Regions from separate parts of the Homo sapiens genome. Here region 1 is linked to region 2. Evidence: read pairs that join two places in POLR2A ChIA-PET (ENCODE). Cell type or tissue: PC-9. All regions are shown on one strand. Links, peaks and the distances in the headings refer to the core of each region. The heading gives the core; the rest is flanking DNA.

The links. Peaks named below come from ENCODE experiments on the same cell type or tissue, not always from the same donor. Only the 100,000 strongest peaks of a DNase experiment are listed, where the experiment ranks them.
Region 1: POLR2A ChIA-PET joins it to region 2 with 10 read pairs; 5 of 35 experiments call an interaction of 5 or more read pairs at or near these places.

What each region holds. Positions count from the first base shown.
Region 1 is chr3:196,269,588-196,279,167 of GRCh38, reverse strand. PCYT1A (phosphate cytidylyltransferase 1A, choline) reads left to right here. Exons shown (of 9, transcript NM_001312673.2): 2 at 8,627-8,753. The coding sequence starts at 8,637. Among named protein-coding and RNA genes, the nearest start is that of PCYT1A, 13 kb to the left of the region's middle. RefSeq lists enhancers at 1-168, 4,207-4,416, 5,585-6,084. In PC-9, for the core only: no CTCF peak of the experiment used is centred there; no DNase peak of the experiment used is centred there.
Region 2 is chr3:196,559,076-196,569,487 of GRCh38, reverse strand. WDR53 (WD repeat domain 53) reads left to right here and starts at 934. Exons shown (of 4, transcript NM_182627.3): 1 at 934-969; 2 at 2,181-2,611; 3 at 7,997-8,492. The coding sequence starts at 8,013. FBXO45 (F-box protein 45) reads right to left here and starts at 828. Exons shown (of 3, transcript NM_001105573.2): 1 at 186-828. The coding sequence starts at 503. RefSeq lists silencers at 1-210, 332-871 and enhancers at 1,593-2,792, 5,163-6,362. In PC-9, for the core only: no CTCF peak of the experiment used is centred there; DNase peaks (open chromatin) are centred at 5,357 and 6,237; H3K4me3 peaks cover 839 bases; H3K27ac peaks cover 2,350 bases.

The DNA.
Region 1 (9,580 bases), core at 7,081-9,580, 290 kb after region 2:
TACAGGCACCTGCCACCACGCCCAGCTTATTTTTGTAGTTTTAGTAGAGACCGGGCTTCACCATGTTGGCCAGGCTGGTCTCGAACTCCTGACCTCAGGTGATCCTCCCGCCTTGGCCTCTCAAAGTGTTGGGATTACAAGTGTGAGCCACCACACCTGGCCTAGCTTTTTTTTTTTTTTTTTTTTTGAGATGAGGTCTTGCTCTGTCACCCAGGCGGGAGTACAGTGGAACGATCTTGGCTCACTGCAACCTCTGCATCCTGGGTTCAAGCGATTCTGCCACCACAGACTCCCAAGTAGCTGGGACTACAAGCATGTGCCACCACTCCTGGCTAATTATTTGTCTTTTTAGTAGAGATGGGGTTTCGCCATGTTGGCCAGGCTGGTCTTGAACTCCTGGGCTCAAGCAATCCATCCGCCTTGGTCTCCCAAAGTGCTGGGATTATAGGCATGAGCCACTGTACTGGGCTGTTATAGCCTTTTTGACAAAGAAAGTGTTCTGGAGGATGAACCACTAAACAAACAGGAAGTGTTGGCCCATCCTAGTAGGGCTCTTGAGGGAGGTTCTCTATTCTATCTCCAAATACTTTTCTTCCTGTCTCATTCCTAAGGGTCAGTCTGCAGGGCATTGAGTAATGCACTGCCCCATGTTCGCCTCCTACTGTATTGGCTCTGAGGAGGCGCGATCATTTCCCAGTCCCATTGCCCGCTGGACAAACAGGGATATTAAGGCAGCCTGTGTGTGTGCGTGTATTTTTTTTCCCCTTTGAATGTAGATATTTAAAGCCACCTCCTTTTCCAGAGCCATCACTGTACCTTACTTGAATGGTATTGGTTGATGACAGAGGCGCACTTATCATAAACTGAGAGTCCAAGAAATATTGTTCCTCATTGTTGGAGGTATTCCAAATGGTTACTGGGCAGTTATCGATGTTGTAATGGTGGTGTGGCTTTAGGTACACCTAAGTTTCAGTGTAACAAATTAAGAAGCCAACACGATGTTAGGATGTATTTACTGTCTTCAGTACGCCCTCATCCTCCCACACACCTTTTCTCTACACTTTCTCAGTAGCAAAGGTGATGTGTCCGGGCAAGCATCTATTGGAACATGAGGGAGACTGGGGGTACCTTTTTCCATGATTTTAAACATCAGTTATTATTCTGTATGCTTTGGTGCTGCGGTTATAAGTTAGTAGATGTGAGAGAACATTGGGATGGCATAAGAAGGCCGGGAAAAAATGAAAAAAACTTGTGAGACCTACAGAGTAAAAGTTTATTATTGTTATTATTATTTTGAGACAAAGTCTCGCTCTGTCGCCCAGGCTGGAGCGCAGTGGCGTGCGATTTAGGCTCACTGCAACCTCCACCTCCAGGGATCAAGTGATCCTCCTGCCTTAGCCTCCCAAGTAGCTGGGATTACAGGTGCATGCCACCACGCTCAGCTAATTTTTGTATTTTTAGTAGAGATGGGGTTTCACCATGTTGGCCAGGCTGGTTGCGAACTCCTGACCTCATGTGATCCACCCACCTTGGTCTCCCAAAGTGCTGGGATTACAGGCATGAGCCACCGCGCCCAGCCCAGAGTAAAAGTTTAAACAGCAGTAGTTCTAGAGGAAAGTCATGAGGAGTAATCTTTGCATAATTTCTAAATTCTTTTAGGGTTATCATTATGGAATATCTGTGACCCAGATGTTTTCCATCTCCTGAGAAGTGGATGAGATAAAGAAGTGTCTTACACTAAAACCCAAAAAGCAGTGGGTGTGTTTTATTTTAAATCCGAAGGATCTAAAGACTTCAGTTTAAAGAACAGTGTAGAATATAATGTAAAACCCAAAAGTCATCTTTAGAAAATAGAAGAACTGTATGTAAGCAGATAAGGAATAGTATAAACACATAATAGTGTAAGCAGGTAAAGAAAAAAATATATATATTTTTTTGAAATGGAGTCTCACTCTTGTCACCCAGGCTGGAGTGCAATGGCATGATCTTGGCTCACTGCAACCTCTGCCTCCTGGGTTTAAGCAATTCTCCTGCCTCAGCCTCCCAAGTAGCTGGGATTACAGGTGCCCGCCACCACACCTGGCTAATTTTTATATTTTTAGTAGAAACGGGGTTTCACCATGTTGGCCAGGCTGGTCTTGAACTCCAGACCTCAGGTGATTCGCCTGCCTTGGCCTCTCAAAGTGCCAGGATTACAGGCATGAACCACTGCATGTGGCCTTTTTTTTTTTTGAGAAAGGGTCTCACTTTGCTGTCCAGGCTGGAGTGTAGTGGCATGATCATGGCTCAGTGCAGCCTTGACTTGCTGTTCTCAAGTAGTCCTCCCACCTCGGCCTCCCGAGTAGCTGGGACTACAGGCATGTGCCACTACACCTGGTCAATTTTTCGTAACTGCAAATATCCTATTCCTCAGCAAACTTTCACCCCATGGTTTTAGAATCCTGTAGAGCATTTTTATATCATAAGCATTTTTGAGGTGGAGCTCTGTGTGTGTTTTCCATGCCTTAATTGAAGCTTCCTTGAGAAAATAGTTTGTACTTAATTTTTTTTTTTTTTTCATTTTTTGAGACGGAGTCTCACTCTGTTGCCCAGGCTGGAGTGCAGTGGTGCGATCTCGGCTGACTGCAACCTTTGCCTCCCAGATTCAAGTGATCCTCCCGCCTCAGTCTCCTGAGTAGCTGGGATTACAGGAATGCACCACCAAGTCTGGCTAATTTTTGTATTTTTGTAGAGATGGAGTTTCACCATGTTGCACAGGCTGGTCTCAAACTCCTGACCTGAGGTGAGCTGCCCACCTCAGCCTCCCAAAGTGCTGGGATTGCAGGCGTGAGCCATTGTGCCTGGCCTTTAATTTTTTAAATTGATAAATAATAGTTGTTTATATTTATGGGATACAATGTGATACTTCGATATATGTTTACATGTGGAATGATTAAATCAAGCTAATTAACAAATTCCTTGCCTTATATACTTATTTTTTTGTGGTGAAAACATTTAAAATCTACTCTTTTAGCAATTTTGAAATATAAAATGCATTATTATTTATTTTGTTTTGGTTTTTTTTTTTTTTGGAGACGGAGTCTCACTCTGGCGCCCAGACTGGAGTGCAGTGGCACGATCTCGGCTCACTGCAAGCTCTGCCTCCCGGGTTCACACCATTCTCCTGCCTCAGCCTCCCCAGCAGCTGGGACTACAGGTGCCCGCCACCACGCCTGGCTAATTTTTTGTATTTTTAGTAGAGACAGGGTTTCACTGTGTTAGCCAGGATGTTCTCAATCTCCTGACCTTGTGATCCGCCTGCCTTGGCGTCCCAAAGTGCTGGGATTACAGGTGTGAGCCACCGTGCCTGGCTGCATTATTATTTATTATAGTCACCATTCTGTGCAATAGATCACTAAAGCTTATTTCTCCATTCTTTTTTTTTTTCTTTTTTGTTGAGACAGAGTCTTACTCTGTTGCCAGGCTGGAGTGCAGTGGTGCGATCTCAGCTCACTGCAACCTCTGTCTCCTGGGTTCAAGGGATTCTTCTGCCTCAGCCTCCCGAGTAGCTGGGATTACAGATATGCGCCACCACACCCAGCTATTTTTTGTACTTTTAGTAGAGATGGGGTTTCACCATGTTGGCCAGGATGGTCTCGATCTCTTGACCTCGTGATCCACCCGCCTCAGCCTCCCAAAGGCTGAGATTACAGGCGTGAGCCACTGTGCCCAGCCTGTTTCTCCTTTCAAAACTGAATTTTTGTACTCGACATCTCCCTTTTTGCTCTCCACCCTCTTCTGTCCATCTCTTGTAACCACCATTCCATTCTGTACTTCTGTGAGTTCCACTCTTTTAGATTCCACAAATAAGTGAGGTCATTTGTGGTATTTGTCTTTCTCGTCTGGCTTATTTCACTTAGCATAATGTCCTCCAGGTTCAGTTTGTACTTAAAAATTATGATACAGTACTTTGTAAGCAGTAAGTACTCATATTTTTGACTGCCTGATATTATTGACTTGCCAGATGCCAAATTGCTGATTATATTTCTCATAGTGGATTTTGTCTCTCTACACTTAGAAGAATTGAGCAGATACTTACAGAAGAGTACTGTGCAAATTAGAAAACAATCATTAATTGGATGGATTAGGCATTTTGAGTAGTTCACTCAGACCACTGAGATGAGAGTATTGACCTCTGAATATTATGAAGGAATCATTAAGAACAATAGTGAAGACAAGCTCTGATCATCATCACTGAAAGAACTCGGAGTGAAATGTATAGAACCCTTCTTCCATTTTAATTTGCATTTGTGATGAAAGGAAGTTTCTAGGTGGTGCTCATCTTTCACTTTCGACTCTGACATTTTTTCATGTTGGCCATGACTCATGGGGTGTCACCTTCAGCTTCTAAGAATTAGGCCAGTTTCTTGTAGATCTTGTCATATTGCCACTCGGAGTTGAGCCGGAGGAAAGAAAGTAAGGCACAGTTGCAGTTGTTTAGACGAACATCTCAGTCAGGCTTATGAGAGGCAGTAGGGCAGAGCAGACTGTCCTCATTCTGTCTGGCATTGGTTTTCCACCTGTTCTGAAGATTTTTCTCTGAACCGTATCTTGTGCAGAGATGACAGTTTATCATAGAGTTTCCCCTACCCCCAATTTCTGGCTGATTCCTAAAATTTCATCAGTATCAAGAAAGTAATTTATTTGTACAAATTGTGTTACTTAAGAAAAACGCAACTATCCCTGCAGGGGGCTGAAAAGCCAACATCTAAATGATGGCAGCGGTGGCCTGTCTGGATGGGCTGCTGCCATGATGCCGGCTGCAGTCGGGGAGGCATGGTCTGTGCTGCACGCTCCATGGAGCCACTGGGAGCTGGGAGTAGGTGGAAGCCCTGCCCGTTTCCAAGTTGGCAGGGCGGGAGCAGCCGTGGCTACATACCCGGGCTTCCCTGTGCTTTTGGGGGCCCAGGAACCTCCCCTGCCCCTGCAGGCTTGAAGTGCCTGCTCCCACTGCCTGGCCTCTCCTTGCTCCTGGTGCCTGCTCTGATTTTGGAGCAAAGTTGAGGCCAAGCCTGGGCACTGTCATGACCTGGCTGGGTTTGCGTGTGCTAGGGGCAGTGCTGACATGCCAGCCCCCTTCTGCCTTGGCCCCCTCTGGATTTTGGGTGTCCAGCAGCACAGGAGGGGACGCCAAGGCGGAGCTGAGAGCAGCTCCATTCAGGCCTGCAGGCGCCCCTTCGTGAATAGCCTGGGCGCTGTGGACAGCAGGTTGATGACAGCAGGAGGCAGACAGGCTCCTAGGCGGAAATGGGCGGGTCCCTGGTGAAGCCCCACCTTCAAGCCAGGGATGGCCTGAAGCCTGGGGCCCAGGCTGCCAGTTCTGTGGACTGGAATGAGAACTTACGATGCTTTTTCCGGGCTGCCTGTGGCTGCCCATGGACCAATCAGCATGCACTTCCTGCCCGCTGAAGCCCGTAGAAACCCTGGACTCAGCCATACTTGATGGGATGACCTGCCTGCGGATAGGAGCTTCCCACTCCAGGTCTCCTCTCCACTGAGGGCTGCAGAGACGTCAGGATGACCTGCCTGCAGATAGGAGCTATCCACTCTGGGTCTCCTCTCCGCTGAGGGCTGCACAGATGCTGGGACGACCTGCTGCGGAAAGGAGCTACCCGCTTGGGGTCTCCTGAGGGCTGTTGTGTTGCTCAATAAAGCACCTCTTCACCTTGCTCGTCCTCCAGTTGTCCATATACCTCATTCTTCCTGGACGTGGGACAAGAACTCGGGATCTGCCAAATGGTGGGACTGAAAGAGCTGAAACACAAACAGAGCCGAAACACGTCCTCCCCTCCCCCACTGCTTGCCACGCTGTGGGCAACAGAAAGAGAGAAGAGAGGAGAGAGAAAGAGAAGAGCTGTAGCCCTTTGGGAAGCCCAGACCTAGGAGCTCCTTGAGCCAGGGCTGTGACACCCTCTTTGGAGCTCTGTGGTTCCTGGCCTCTCCAAGCTTCTGGGCAGCACCATGTTCCCCAGTGCCTGCAGTGGAAGCTGCTTGTAGTACGCCTGGTTCAGCTGCAGCCTCTCAGGGAGCTGGCGCCTCGAGCTGCTCACCCCCTGGCAGCTGGCGTGCCTGGCTGTGCGCAGTGGCCGGACCCTGTGCTGGCTCGCCTGTGCACCTCTTGCCGCTCCGTGCCTGGCTTGTCCTTGGCATGCATGGAATCTGTGCTGGTAACACAAGCTGAGCATAGCCTACCAGGCTGAGTGGACGGAACGAGCCCGGCGGGCCTGAGCAAAACTCAGGCAAAGGTGCCACTGGCCACAGAGGTTTCTGGCTAGCGAAGTGACACCCCAAGTATTCTGTGACTTAAACATGAAATACAGAATATTCAGAACTTTGCTGTAATAGCTAGTTGCTAGAAACTCTCTGCTAAATGAGACAATAATAAATAAGTTCCTTTGGGGGAAGGAGAATCCCTGAGGGGGTTTTAATAGCTGGAAACTGTGAACAAGCTTGAGGTGTTAAGACCCTGAAAGAGGAAAGGGAAATGAGTACTGAGAAAAGAAGGGGAAGGGCCAGGTGCAGTGGTTCACACCTGTAATTCCAGCACTTTGGGAGGTCGAGGTGGGTGGATCACCTGAGGTCAGGAGTTCAAGACCAGCCTGGCCAACATGACAAAACCCTGTCTCTACTAAAAATACAAAAATTGGCTAGGCGCCATGGCTCACGCCTGTAATTTCAGCACTTTTGGAGGACGAGGCAGGTGGATCACGAGGTCAGGTGTTCGAGACCAGCCTGGCCAACATAGGGAAACCCTGTCTCTACTAAAAATACAAAAAATTAGCCAGGCGTGGTGGTGGGTGCCTGTAATCCCACCTACTCAGGAGGCTGAGGCAGGAGAATCGCTTGAACCTGGGAGGCGGAGGTTGTAGTGAGCCGAGATGGTGCCACTGCACTCTAGCCAGGGTGACGGAGTGAGACTCTTTCTCAAAAAAAAAAAAAAGGAAAGAAGGAGAAGGACATTTAAAAAATACATTATGCTGGTCCTAGCTATTCTGGAGGCTCAGATGGGAGGATTGCTTAAGCTCAGGAGTTTGAGGCTACAGTGTGCTATGATTATGGCTGTGAGAGCCGAGATCGTGCCACTGCACTCTAGCCAGGGTGACAGAGTGAGACTCTTTCTCAAAAAAAAAAAAAAGGAAAGAAGGAGAAGGACATTTAAAAAATACATTATGCTGGTCCTAGCTATTCTGGAGGCTCAGATGGGAGGATTGCTTAAGCTCAGGAGTTTGAGGCTACAGTGTGCTATGATTATGGCTGTGAGAGCCGAGATCGTGCCACTGCACTCTAGCCAGGGTGACAGAGTGAGACTCTTTCTCAAAAAAAAAAAAAAGGAAAGAAGGAGAAGGACATTTAAAAAATACATTATGCTGGTCCTAGCTATTCTGGAGGCTCAGATGGGAGGATTGCTTAAGCTCAGGAGTTTGAGGCTACAGTGTGCTATGATTATGGCTGTGAGAGCCGAGATCGTGCCACTGCACTCTAGCCAGGGTGACACAGTGAGACTCTTTCTCAAAAAAAAAAAAAGGAAAGAAGGAGAAGGACATTTAAAAAATACATTATGCTGGTCCTAGCTATTCTGGAGGCTCAGATGGGAGGATTGCTTAAGCTCAGGAGTTTGAGGCTACAGTGTGCTATGATTATGGCTGTGAGTAGCCACTGCGCTCCAGCCTGGACAACCTAGCAAGACCCCTAAAAAAATAAAAACAATAAAAAAGTAAATAAAAACCATTATGCTACTCCACAATTTTCATGCAAGTAACTCTGGTGAAGTGGTCACTGAAATCTATAGAACTTTTAGAGTTAAGAAATTCACTCAGTGATGTGGTTCATGCCTGTCATCCCAAGTCTTTGGGAGTTTGAGTTGGGAGGATCACTTGAGGCCAGGAATTCAAGACCAGCCTGGGCAACATAGCGAGGCCTGTCTCTTAAAAAAAAAAATAACTAGGTGTGGTGGCATGTGCCTGTAGTCCCAACTACTTGGGAGGCTGGGGCAAGAGGATCGCTTGAGCTAACGAGGTTGAAGCTGCAGTGAGGCAAGATCATACCACTGCACCCCAGCCTGGGCAACAGAGTGAGACCCCGTCTTAAAAAAAATTAGAGTTAAGAAATCCGTGTTTTGTTAATCCAGGACTTGGTGAGAGCCATCCGTTTACAAAAGGCTCTTTTCTCTACCTGCACCAGTCATACCTTCACATTGCCTTATACCTGTCATATCGATGATGCGGAGGATAGTGGGAGAGTCTGTGTAACTATCTTTCTCAGCCAAATTATTCCAATCTTTTGCATGCAATCAGGATTTAAAATGAGCAGTTAGTATGTAGGCTGCACTGTGAGGGGGAATGACTTCCGACTTCAGGCAATTCACTGTGGCCATTGTTGCACAGAGAGGCGTTTCAGTATTTCTACTAGAGCCTGTGTTTTGTGAAGCTTCGCTGGTTTTGCCAGATGCCATTGGCTCATCTTGGTGAAGTGCAGCTGTAGAATTGGTATTTTGCTGAGTGTATCCACGTCAACGTCTCTGAAATACTGGTGACAAACTTTTTCCCACCCCAATGAGAAAATTTTTGTTTTCACTTTCTATGACCAGTTAAAAGAAGATGGATGCACAGTGTTCAGCCAAGGTCAATGCAAGGAAGAGGAGAAAAGAGGCGCCCGGACCCAACGGGGCAACAGAAGAAGATGGGGTTCCTTCCAAAGTGCAGCGCTGTGCAGTGGTAAGTGGAGATTAACCTGGCAGGGGGAGGGTAGAAACCGATATGACATTGATGATATCAGTGTTACATGTCTTCTGAAATAATGAAAAGAAGGAATAGTAAGTGTATTTTCACAGTCACTGGAAATCTGCTGCCTTTTTACTGGATTATGACTCACAGCTCAGTTGTAGAAGCTTTACATTGGGTTTAGAAAAAGAAGTGTTAGGAAAATATGGAAGTTGCATGTGTATTAGGCTGAAACTATTGAAATATGGCCAGGTGCGGTGACTCATACCTGTAATCCCACACTTTGGGAGGCTGAGGTGGGAGGATCACCTGAGGTCAGGAGTTTGAGACCAGCCTGGTGAAACCCTGTCTTTACTAAAAATACAAAATTAGCCGGGCGTGGTGGCGCATGCCTGTAATCTCAGCTGCTTGGGAGGCTGAGGCATGAGAATTGCTTGAACTCGGGAGGCGGAGGATGCGGTGAGCCGAGATTGCACCATTGCATTCCAGCCTGGGCAACAGAGACAGACCCTATCTCAAAAATAAAAATAAAAAGTAAATAAACAAATAAATAAAACTAATGAAATAGAAAAATTGGGGCTCTAGGCAGTGATTTGATCTTCGTATCATCTCATGGTGTCTAGTGCGTCTTTTCTGCTGTTTTTTCTCCCTCTATCATTCCTCCATCCTGTTACTAGTTGTATCTTAGATGAGAACCTTTTTCCGTTTATGCCTACCTTATGCTCCTTTATCTCTGGAAAATTATCTTTGTATTTCCTAATTATTGCCAAACCTTAGATGAAAGACCCCATTCCACACTGCCTATCCCATCTCAGCTTGCT
Region 2 (10,412 bases), core at 3,979-6,478:
CAGAACTTCGATCCAAAGAAAAGAGAATCTTTATCTTGGGGGGAGGTGAGGAAGATACTGACTGGAGCCGTGGAAAGGCGGGCTGGTGAGGCGAAGCTTCTGACTCAGAAGCTCGGATGAGAAACACCGCGAACGACGCCGGGGAGCGGGACTGGGGGCAGCGGTGTGGCCCGGGGCTCTCTCACCTTGGCCTTGTAGCTGGGCAGGTTGCACAGGATGTCCGTGCGCAGAGCCTCTTCTGCCAGGCTGCGGGCGCACAGGCTCCGCCACACCTCGCTGTTCTCATCGCCGTGCAGGCAGCGGTACCAGTGCTTGCACACCAGGGCGCAGCTCCGCAGCTCGGACAGCTCCAGGTAAGAGAACACCAACTCCAGCACCCGGCTGGGCAGCCGGCCCCCGGCCCCCGCGGCCCCAGAGCCCGAGCCCGCGCCCGCGCCCGCGCCGCCGCCGCTACAGCCAGCGCCGCCCGAGGCTGCCCCAGCCCCCGGGGCCGGCGCCGCCATCGCCTCACCAGCCGGCCCTAGGGCCGCCGCTGCCGCCGCCGCTTCCCGCCGTCTCTGCTCGGAAGGCCAAGCCTCGCCCGGAGACCGGAGCGGCTCGCTCACCGCCCCTGTCAGTGCCAACCGCCGGCGCCTCCACCACTCCCGCCCCTGCCCGGGGGCGTCCGCCGCGCGCCCCGCCTCACTGAGGGCAGACGCACCGGCTGCAGGGGCGTCCTCCGCCCCTCCTCCGCGGCTCAGCGCGGGCGCCGAAACCGCCCGACTCGCCCGGCCTCTCCGCGGCGCGCCAGCGGCTCCGCCATGCGGGTTGAGGGCACGAAGCAAGGGCGCACGCCCAGCTCGTTCGCGGTTCCTCTCGGCCCCGGATGTGACTGTTTGGCTGCGCCGCCTCACGCCTGACGCTCGACGGGATTGGGCGCCGGCGGGTGAGGTTATCACTAGGCGCCGAGGAGGGGAGCGGGAAGCGCAGGTATGAGGCTGGCGCCGGTGGCTTCGATGCTGCTTTCCGGTGACTTCGATGCTGTTTTCCAGTGCTTTTTCCTTTTTCTGGTCTGGTGGCTCCGCGTCTGCTCTCCTGGGCTCCCTTTCCTGTGACGTTTCCCTGTGTCCGTTAGGTCCTTGCTTCAGACTCCAGCTCAACGCATGAAACTTTTCTCTCCTTGCTTGCCGGGTCCTGGCTCCCCAACCTTTTTGTGTAGCTTGGGCAGCGGAGGCCGTCTTTACCTGGTCAGGCCCTCTCGTTCTCCCTAAGTATCGGCACTTAGCGAACGTCTGTCCCTGTGTGCCTTCGCAAAGTAAGGTGGCTGCGACTGAACACCCCCTCGCCCAAACGTTCGAGTGCCATTTGAGCGCTAATTAAGTGCTGCCGTCTTTTGGACAAGATGTGGTCTTTACTGGATCCACCGCTTAGTAAGCAGATGAAGGCAATGTAGTTTTAGTCAATTAAACATTCCAATAGGGAGAATGACGTGGAGGCTATAATTATAGATGGATTCTTGGAAGGGGAAGAATTTCAGCATCCCAGCTTGGGCAACATTGCGAGGCAGTGTCGCTACAAAAAAATAGAAAAATTAGCCGAGGGTGGTGGCGTGCGCCTCTGGTCCCAGCTACTTGGGAGGCTGAGCCCGGGAGGTCGAGGCTGAGGTGAACCGTAATCGCCCTGCTGTGCTCCAGCCTGGGCGACAGAGTGAGCCCCTACCTCACACACACACACACACACACACACACACACACACAAGAATTTCAGCATTATTTGATTATACTACGATTTCCTAGGTGGCCCCAAAGTTTTCCGACAGCCTTTAAAGCATGCTTAGTAAGAGAATAATAATAACCATCATTTGAGCCACGGTGTGAACCAGGCACTGTATACTACGTCATTTACGCAGATTTTTATATACGTAATCCTCAAAACAACTCCATGAGCTGAGTAATTAAAATAATAGGGTTCACAGACTCCCTTGGTCAACTCCAATGTCTTGGAACCTTTATGTAGTAAGAAATCTTTTCTGAAGCTTCTTGCTATGTATAATCCATTTCTTAGTCTCTAGTAAAAGCAAAGGAACGGTGGCTACCTTCCCTACCCTCTGATTCATGGTGTTTGATTATTATTTGCCTGTCCCTTCTCCTCATGTCTTTTTCACCAAGTCCAGTAACCCTAATTCTTTTCATTCTTACCAGTGCCAGCGCCACAGCCCTTCAATCATTTTGGTTGCTATCCAGCTTCTCCACATCAAGTCCAACTTCAGAAACCCCAAGCCTGTAGAGAAAAGTTGACCTGTGCTGACTCTGGTGATGGTGACTGTCTCTCACTAATTTCTTTGAAGTCTTCAAGGATAAGCAGAGTTGATCCATCTGAGAAAGGGATCATGAACTAGACAGAATGAACAGCCTTAGAGGCACAGACTCTTGAACGGGACGGTGGTGGTATGACTAGTGCAGAGTGTTTAGAGATCACTCAGTTTTTAAAGACTGGCCTTTATCGTGTCTCAGTGCAGCCGAGGCAGAGCCTTTGAAGGATGCGATGTTGTCATTCTTACTAATCTAGTCCAGCCGCTGAGGTGACTTTCAACGGCAGACCGTCTCCTGAGCGCCCCAGGTAGAATTTCAAAGTAAGATTACCCTTCTCAACCCCTCCTTTTCTTTTTTACAAATCTTTCACCTGCTCATCACCCACCCCACCAAGCCCCTTCCCCATGTTCAGTACTCTCATTCTGCGCTCTGGCTGATGAGAACTGCCGGCTGTGGCACTTCACCCTTTTAAAAAATGCTCTCGGCCGGGTGCCGTGGCTCACGCCTGGAATCCCAGCACTTTGGGAGGCCGAAGCGGGCGGATCACCTGCAGTCAGGAGTTTGAGACCAGCCTGGCCAACATGGTGAAACCCCATCTCTACCAAACATACAAAAATTAACCGGGCGTGGTGGTGCATGCCTGTAGTTCCAGCTACTCAGGAGGCTGAGGCACAAGAATCGCTTGAACCTGGGAGACGGAGGTTGCAGTGAGCCGAGATTGCACCATTGCACTCCAGCCTGGGCGACGAGAGCGAAACTCTGTCTCAAAAAAAAAAAAAAGAAAAAAATGCTCTCAAAATAACTCACCTGGCAGGGCACAGTGGCTCATGCCTGTAATCCCAGCACTTTGGGAGGCCGAGGTGGGTGGATTGCTTGAGCTCAGGAGTTAGACCAGCTTGGGCAACATGGTGAAATCCTGTCTCTACAAAAAATAAGATAATTAGCTGGGCGTGGTGGTGCATGCCTGTAATCCCAGCTACTTGGGAGACTGAGGTGGGAGGATTACTTGAGCCCCGAAGGTGGAAGTTGCAGTGAGCAGAGATTGGGCCACTACACTCCAGTATGGGTAACAGAGGGAGATACTGTCTCAAAAAAAAAACACAAGAAAAAACTCACCTTTCCCTCACCCACTCTGTGTGATTTCTTTAGGTATTAGAAGGAAGTGATCTATTATCTAATTAAAGTAATTTACAGTAGGATATGATTAACTGCTGTGCTTAACGCTTTAGGCAACTCCATAGGAAAAGAGAAGCTTGTTGACTTGATACGTGAATGTGGGGATGGTGACACTTCACCTCTTTCTGCCAGGCTTTCCAGTTGCAGTCATAGAAAAGCAAGAAACAGTGGCTTGCCAACTCATTTCTGAAAAATTGTTTTGATTTAACCCAACTTTAATTACATTTTTTCCCACTACCCTTCTATCACAGCAATCTGATTAACTTTTTCATAGTGTTCTTTGGTGTGTTTCAAATAATAACAAATCATTTTAGTTTTATAGACTAAGTAAACAATTTTGGAGGCTCTAGTTGAATCGCTGATCAATAGTTTGCATAATAAATCTTGATTGACTAAAATTAATAGCCTCAGAGTTTATGGATTTCTGTTTCTGGGGCTTTCCAAACTCCCCCCTGCCCCCTCACCCCGACTCTCACCCAGGCTGGAGTGCAGTGGCACAATCTCAGTTCACCACTGCAACCTCCACCTCCCAGGTTCAAGCCCTCAGCCTCCCGAGTAGCTGGGATTACAGGCACGTACCACCACACCCTGCTAATTTTTGTATTTTTAGTAGAGACAGGGTTTCTCCATCTTGGCCAGGGTGGTCTTGAACTCCTGACCTCAAGTGATCCGCCCTCCTCAGCCTCCCAAAGTGCTAGGATTGCAGGCGTGAGCCACCACGCCCAGCCTCCCCTGGCCCCTGCCTTTTTTTTTTTTTTAACATTCCCAGTAACAGTTATTTATTTTTCTGACTAGATAAATGATCAGTAAATATTATCTATGTGATTTAGAGAGTAGGAGTTTAGTGTGTAGAGTTTAATAAGATGAAAGTGTTCTTGGGGTCTTGTGAGACTAATAGAACAAGAGTTACTACTGGTTCCACTGTGGAAAAATTTATAGGAACTGTAGTCTTTATAATAATCCCTTTAAGGACAAAATTCGTTTATTGCCTGTCTTCTCACACTTCGGAGCAAAACTTAACTGAATGAACCTTGAAGATTGAGTTAATCTTTTCTAGAAAAGAATTAAATTAGGAAGAAAACCTGCTAAAACTTTTGTCTGTCAGTCAGCATTTATTTGGCTCTCCTGTGGGTAGATTTGTAATGGAGAAACAGGAGCACTAGAAACCTTGCCTCATTCTTGTTTCAGAGAAAACCTAAAATCCCAGCTGGGATCCAAAACCTGTATGCACACAAATATCAGCAAATCTTAATGCTCTAGAGTACAGACTTCCTGACTTCAAAGTTGATTCATCATAGCAAAATTAAAACTATAACTTGGCAAAAAAGTGATCGACATTCTAAAGATTTGAAAGCATTGGCTGGGTGCAGTGGCTCATGCCTGTGATGCCAGCACTTTGAGAGGCTGAGACGGGAGGATCACTTGAGCCCAGGAGTTCAAGAACAGCCTGGGGAATGTGGGGAAACCTCATCTCTACAAAAAAAATACAAAAAATTAGGTGGGTTTGGTGGTGAGAGCCTGTAGTTCCAGCTACTCAGGAGGCTAAGGCGGGAGGATCACTTGAGCCTGGGGAGGTCAAGGCCTGCATGACAGAGCAAGACCCTGTCTCAAAAAAAAAAAAAAAAGAAAAAAGAAAAAAAATTGAAATCGTTAAACAAAATTATTTGTAACTTAAATTGACTTTTCAATACTCAATTCAAATTTGTAGGATAGCATCTTTATCATGAGGTAAGTCAGTATTACAGTTCCTAAGCCTAAATACTATCAGTGCCTTTCGTTTAAAATCTAGGTTTATCTGGAACTTTTGGCAACAGTCTTCGTTACGGCATATTTACCTGCTGCTGTTTCAGTACTTGTCAGCAAAAATCAAACCACCAGGGCTCCCTGTTTTTACCTCCCTCTGAGTCATTTCCTCTCCAATTCTCTCCTTTAAATATTATTGCTTCAGTCTCCAGTTAGTTTCCTCTGTATATTAGTTGAGTGCTTCTGCTTGAAAACAAAAGTTTAATTTTGTTTTTTATTTTGTTATTTTTATGAACATTTCTGTATTTGATTTTGTGATCACGTTTCCGTTACCTTGATTACTAATAGATCAGTGATTTTTTTGCAGTCTAATTAGTGATCGTATGTGTGACTAAAAGTAGGGGGAGGCTGGGTGCGGTGACGCACGCCTATAATCCCAGCACTTTGGGAGGCTGAAGTGGGTGGATCATGTAAGGTCAGAAGTTCAAGACCAGCCTGGCCAACATGGTGAAACCCTGTCTCTACTAAAAATGGAAAAGTTAGCCTGGCGTGGTGGCAGGCGTCTATAATCTCAGCTACTTGGGAGGCTGAGGCAGGAGAATCGCTTAAACATAGGAGGCAGAGGTTGCAGAGAGCTGAGATTGTGCCATTGCACTCCAACCTGGGCGACAGAGCAAGACTCCGTCTCAAAAAAAAAAAAAAGCTTTGTGTTGGGAATGGAAACTTTGGGCAGATTGCCAGATTATTTTAAATGATTTTATCTCTGTACCACTGGGCTAAATTCAAGTATCTTATCTGAAAATAGCACAACAGCTCTGGGGGCTGGCACTCGGGTAAGCTCTCCTTTCGCTTATGAAATGAAAAATTAAATTTGTCCAGGTAGATTTATTTGCTTCCTTTTGTCTTGACCAAGATTAGAGTTGTATAAATTGCCCTGATTTCCTTTTTGCCTTGACCAGCAGGCGGGCACGGCAGGCCGGTATTATGTGGCATTTCCAGTGTGTGTATATCTGGGATTCCTAGAGGATGAGAAATCTAAATTTTACACTGTTGTGTAAGTGCAGGTAGATGATAATATGATTAAACATATGTGAGTACATTTTCAAGCACTGATGACTTACTAGTAACTTTTGGTCATTTTCTGTTTCTTCAAAGAATAATAACAAAACTGTTGTCAGGTGGAGTTGTTAGAAAAGGACCTTCATTATTTAAATATTTGGAGCCTGGGCAACATAGGGAGACCCCGACTTTGCAAAAAAAAATTTAATAAAATAAAAATTAGCCAGGCATGGTGGTGCACATAAGTGGTCTGAGCTACTCAGGAGACTGAGGTGGGAGGATTGCTTAGGCCTGGGAGGTCAAGGCTGCAGTGAGCCACGATTGTGCCACTGCACTGCAGCCTGGGTGACAGAGCAAAACCCTGTCTCAAAACAAAAACAAAACATTTGGGATCTGTTACAAATCCTAAGAGTCAAGTGACCTTGGGAAAATTATTTAACATTTCTGAGACTCGGTTTTATTATCCCTAAAATGGAATAATACCAATCAAAAGGGTTGTTTTGAGATAAAATTAGATAACCTACTGAATAAGTGTCTGGTGGGGAGACCAAGGGCCTGCCATTTTCACCATTTCCCCAGGTGGTCATTAGTTTAATACAGATTCTGCAATTCCACTGTACATCAGGATCACCTGGAGGACTTACTAAAACACATTGCAGCCGGGCGTGGTGGCTCACGCTTATAATCCCAGCACTTTGGGAGGCCAAGGTGGGTGGATCACCTGAGGTCAGGAGTTTGAGACCAGCCTGGCCAACATGGTGAAACCCCGTCTCTACTAAAAATACAAAAATTAGCCAGGCATGGTGCCGGGTGCCTGTTATCTCAGCTACTCGGGAGGCTGAGGCAGGAAAATTGCTGGAACCCGGGAGGCGGAGGTTGCAGTGAGCCGAGATCATCCATTGCAGTCCAGCCCGGGCTAACGGCAGCGAGACTCCATCTCAGAAAACAAAACAAAACAACAACAACAAAAACACACTGCTTGGTCTCACCCCCATTTTCAGATTCAGTAGATCTAGGGTTGGGTCTGACAATTTGCATTTCTGACAAGTTCCTAGGGGATGCTGATGCTGCTAGTGTGGAGACCACACTTTGAGAGTACTGGTGCAGTGTATGTAATGCCGCTTTGCACCGGCCTAATAAAAATCGAAAAAGTAACAATAGCAATGCTTGTTGAGGATTCATTATGTATCAGGCACTATTATGTGTGATTTACATATATTATGATCCTATGAAATGAGTGTCATTATTATCCTCATTTTATAGAGAAGAAAAGTGGGTGACAGGTTCAGTAATTTGCCCAGTCCCCTAGCTACTGCAAACCTGGAGAGCCTAGCTGCAGAGCTCACCATCTAAAACATTATTCAGATAAGAGGCATAACCTGATGATTTTGCAGCCCTCTCTTTAAAATAATTTTTCTTAATTTAAAATATGTAGTGTTTATTCTTCTGTGGGTTCCATATGAAAGACTGGAGGACTGGCCTTACCTAGATCCCTGATGGCAAAGGAAGCCCACTGAAGTATTTGCCAGCCAGGATACAACCCTGTGTTCAGCTAGGCTTTTGGAGATGTGATCTTTAAGTGTCTTTTTTTTTTTTAATTAATTGAGTTTTTTTAAGATGTATTTTTAAAACATTTTAAAAGATGAAATATTGTTTATTACATCTGTCTCCTCCCATCAAGTCGATGTATAAAACATGAGATTACAGTTGTTTCCCCCACTTCACAGAGTCTCCGGGACCATTATGGCAGTCAAGTGGACGGGTGGGCATTCTTCTCCTGTCCTCTGCCTGAATGCAAGTAAAGAAGGGCTGCTGGCTTCTGGAGCAGAGGGCGGAGATCTCACGGCTTGGGGTGAAGATGGAACTCCATTAGGACACACGCGGTTCCAAGGGGCTGATGATGTTACCAGTGTCTTATTTTCTCCCTCCTGTCCCACCAAGCTCTATGCCTCACATGGAGAAACCATTAGTGTACTGGATGTCAGGTCCCTCAAAGATTCCTTGGACCATTTTCATGTGAATGAAGAAGAAATCAATTGTCTTTCATTGAATCAAACGGAAAACCTGCTGGCTTCTGCTGACGACTCTGGGGCAATCAAAATCCTAGACTTGGAAAACAAGAAAGTTATCAGATCCTTGAAGAGACATTCCAATATCTGCTCCTCAGTGGCTTTTCGGCCTCAGAGGCCTCAGAGCCTGGTGTCATGTGGACTGGATATGCAGGTGATGCTTTTGCACAGAGTACTTGGGGAATTTCTAAGTGGGATTTGCTAACAGGATCAAATTATTGATCACACGAAATATCTTTGCTTTTTCTGTTTTCTACTAACATATCCATTTATGAACAATAAGCCTTATTTCTACATTTAATGCTAGTCTGATAAAACCTAATAGAATTTATTCACAAAGTAATCATTAATCCTTTACTTTTCCTTTCTCTATACTGTAAGATACTCCTAAAACCTGAAAATGCAAATATTTGATTGTAAACATCTGTTTAAACAAACAGTGAGTACTAAAGGCAGAGTTGGTCCACCCACTCTCTGTAAACTCTGTTTAAACAAAAAGTTAGAGGGGTCTGTTTTTACTTTAAAGTTCTGGGGTACATTAACTGAAATAGTGTGTATTGGTGATCAGGATCAGAGCACTGTATTCAATGCTGAGTTTTGAAAGGAGCATCACGGCTGGGCACGGTGGCTCACGCCTGTAATCCCAGCACTTTGGAAGGCCGAGGTGGGCAGATCACTTGAGGTCATCAAGACCAGCCTGGCCAACGTGGTGAAACCCTGTCTCTACTAGAAATACAAAAATTAGCCAGGCGTGGTGGTGGGCTCCTGCAATCCCAGCTACTTGGGAGGCTGAGGCAGCAGAATCGCTTGACCCAGGAGGTGGAGGTTGCAGTGAGCCGAGATCATGCCACTGCACTCCTGCCTAGGCAACAGAGTGAGACTCTGTCTCAAAAAAAAAAAAAGAAAAAAGAAAGGAGCATCACAAATTGCCCAAATACAGAGGAAGTCCATCAGGAGAGTAGATGTATCTAGAAACCCATTATGTAGAGAACTGGAGGTGTTTAATTCTTAGTTTTCATGAGGGGAAAAAATGGAATGTGCTGGTCTTCATAAGAGAAGTCATGGGAAAGCAGATTTGGGCTTAATGTAAACGTTTTCAAATAGCTTGAACGTTCCCATGGCAGGATGTGCTTCCTCTTGAGAGAGTAAATCTCATCACTGGAGTGAGTCGTCATGATTTCTGTCTGTTGAGCACTTAGTTCTTGCCAATGCTTTGTGTATATTAGTTTTAATTCTAATCACACCCTCCTAGTTATTTTTTTTAATAAATAAAGAAACTGAAATTCACATGAAGTATCTACATTGCCACCTGACTGAGATTCAAACCTCAATCTCTCTGGCTCCAAAGGCTATGTTTTTTCTCTAAGATGACAGGTATTCAAGCAGAGTATCATCAATAATGTCACAGAAAAGTTTCTTGGTTTGGGGTCAGGTGGCTTCTAGAGAGAGAACCATTGTGAATGACCGATGTGTCCAGCACTGTTCAGGCATTTAATCTCTGTTCTCAGTTACATACAGTATCTTCTAAGATTCCATGTTCTTTTTAATAGCATCAGTTATGACTTCCACCCTCTTGGCTAGTGGTCTTTACCTTTCCCTCCCCAACCCTGCATACCCCTCATAACTGAAGAATGATGAGACTGTTTTTGTTGTCACCATGCTGTTCCCCTCTCCTGCAAGCTACCAGTATTCAGTAGGCAGAATCAGTGGGTGTCCTGCAGTGCTGGGATAGTCTCCAAACAATAAAGAATTGTCTCCCCAAAAACATCTGTAGTGCCTGGGTTGAGACTCACTCTACATGTATGGGGCATAGTGACCCTACAACCTCTATCTTCCTTTTCCACTCCTAGGTTTTGACCAAGCCCTTTATAAATCTCCTACATTCTCCACCCTAGTGGTGATAATCTGCCCTTGTGGTTGTAAAGAAAGACCTATACAACCAGATGGATATGTTTTAAGTAGGCAGATTGTACAGTGTGTCTTTGAGTAGTCATTCTGTCATCCTTCAGCTGTACCACTTTTCCATCAGTGGTTCATTAACCACTAGGCATGGCAATAGACAATTGGGTACGCA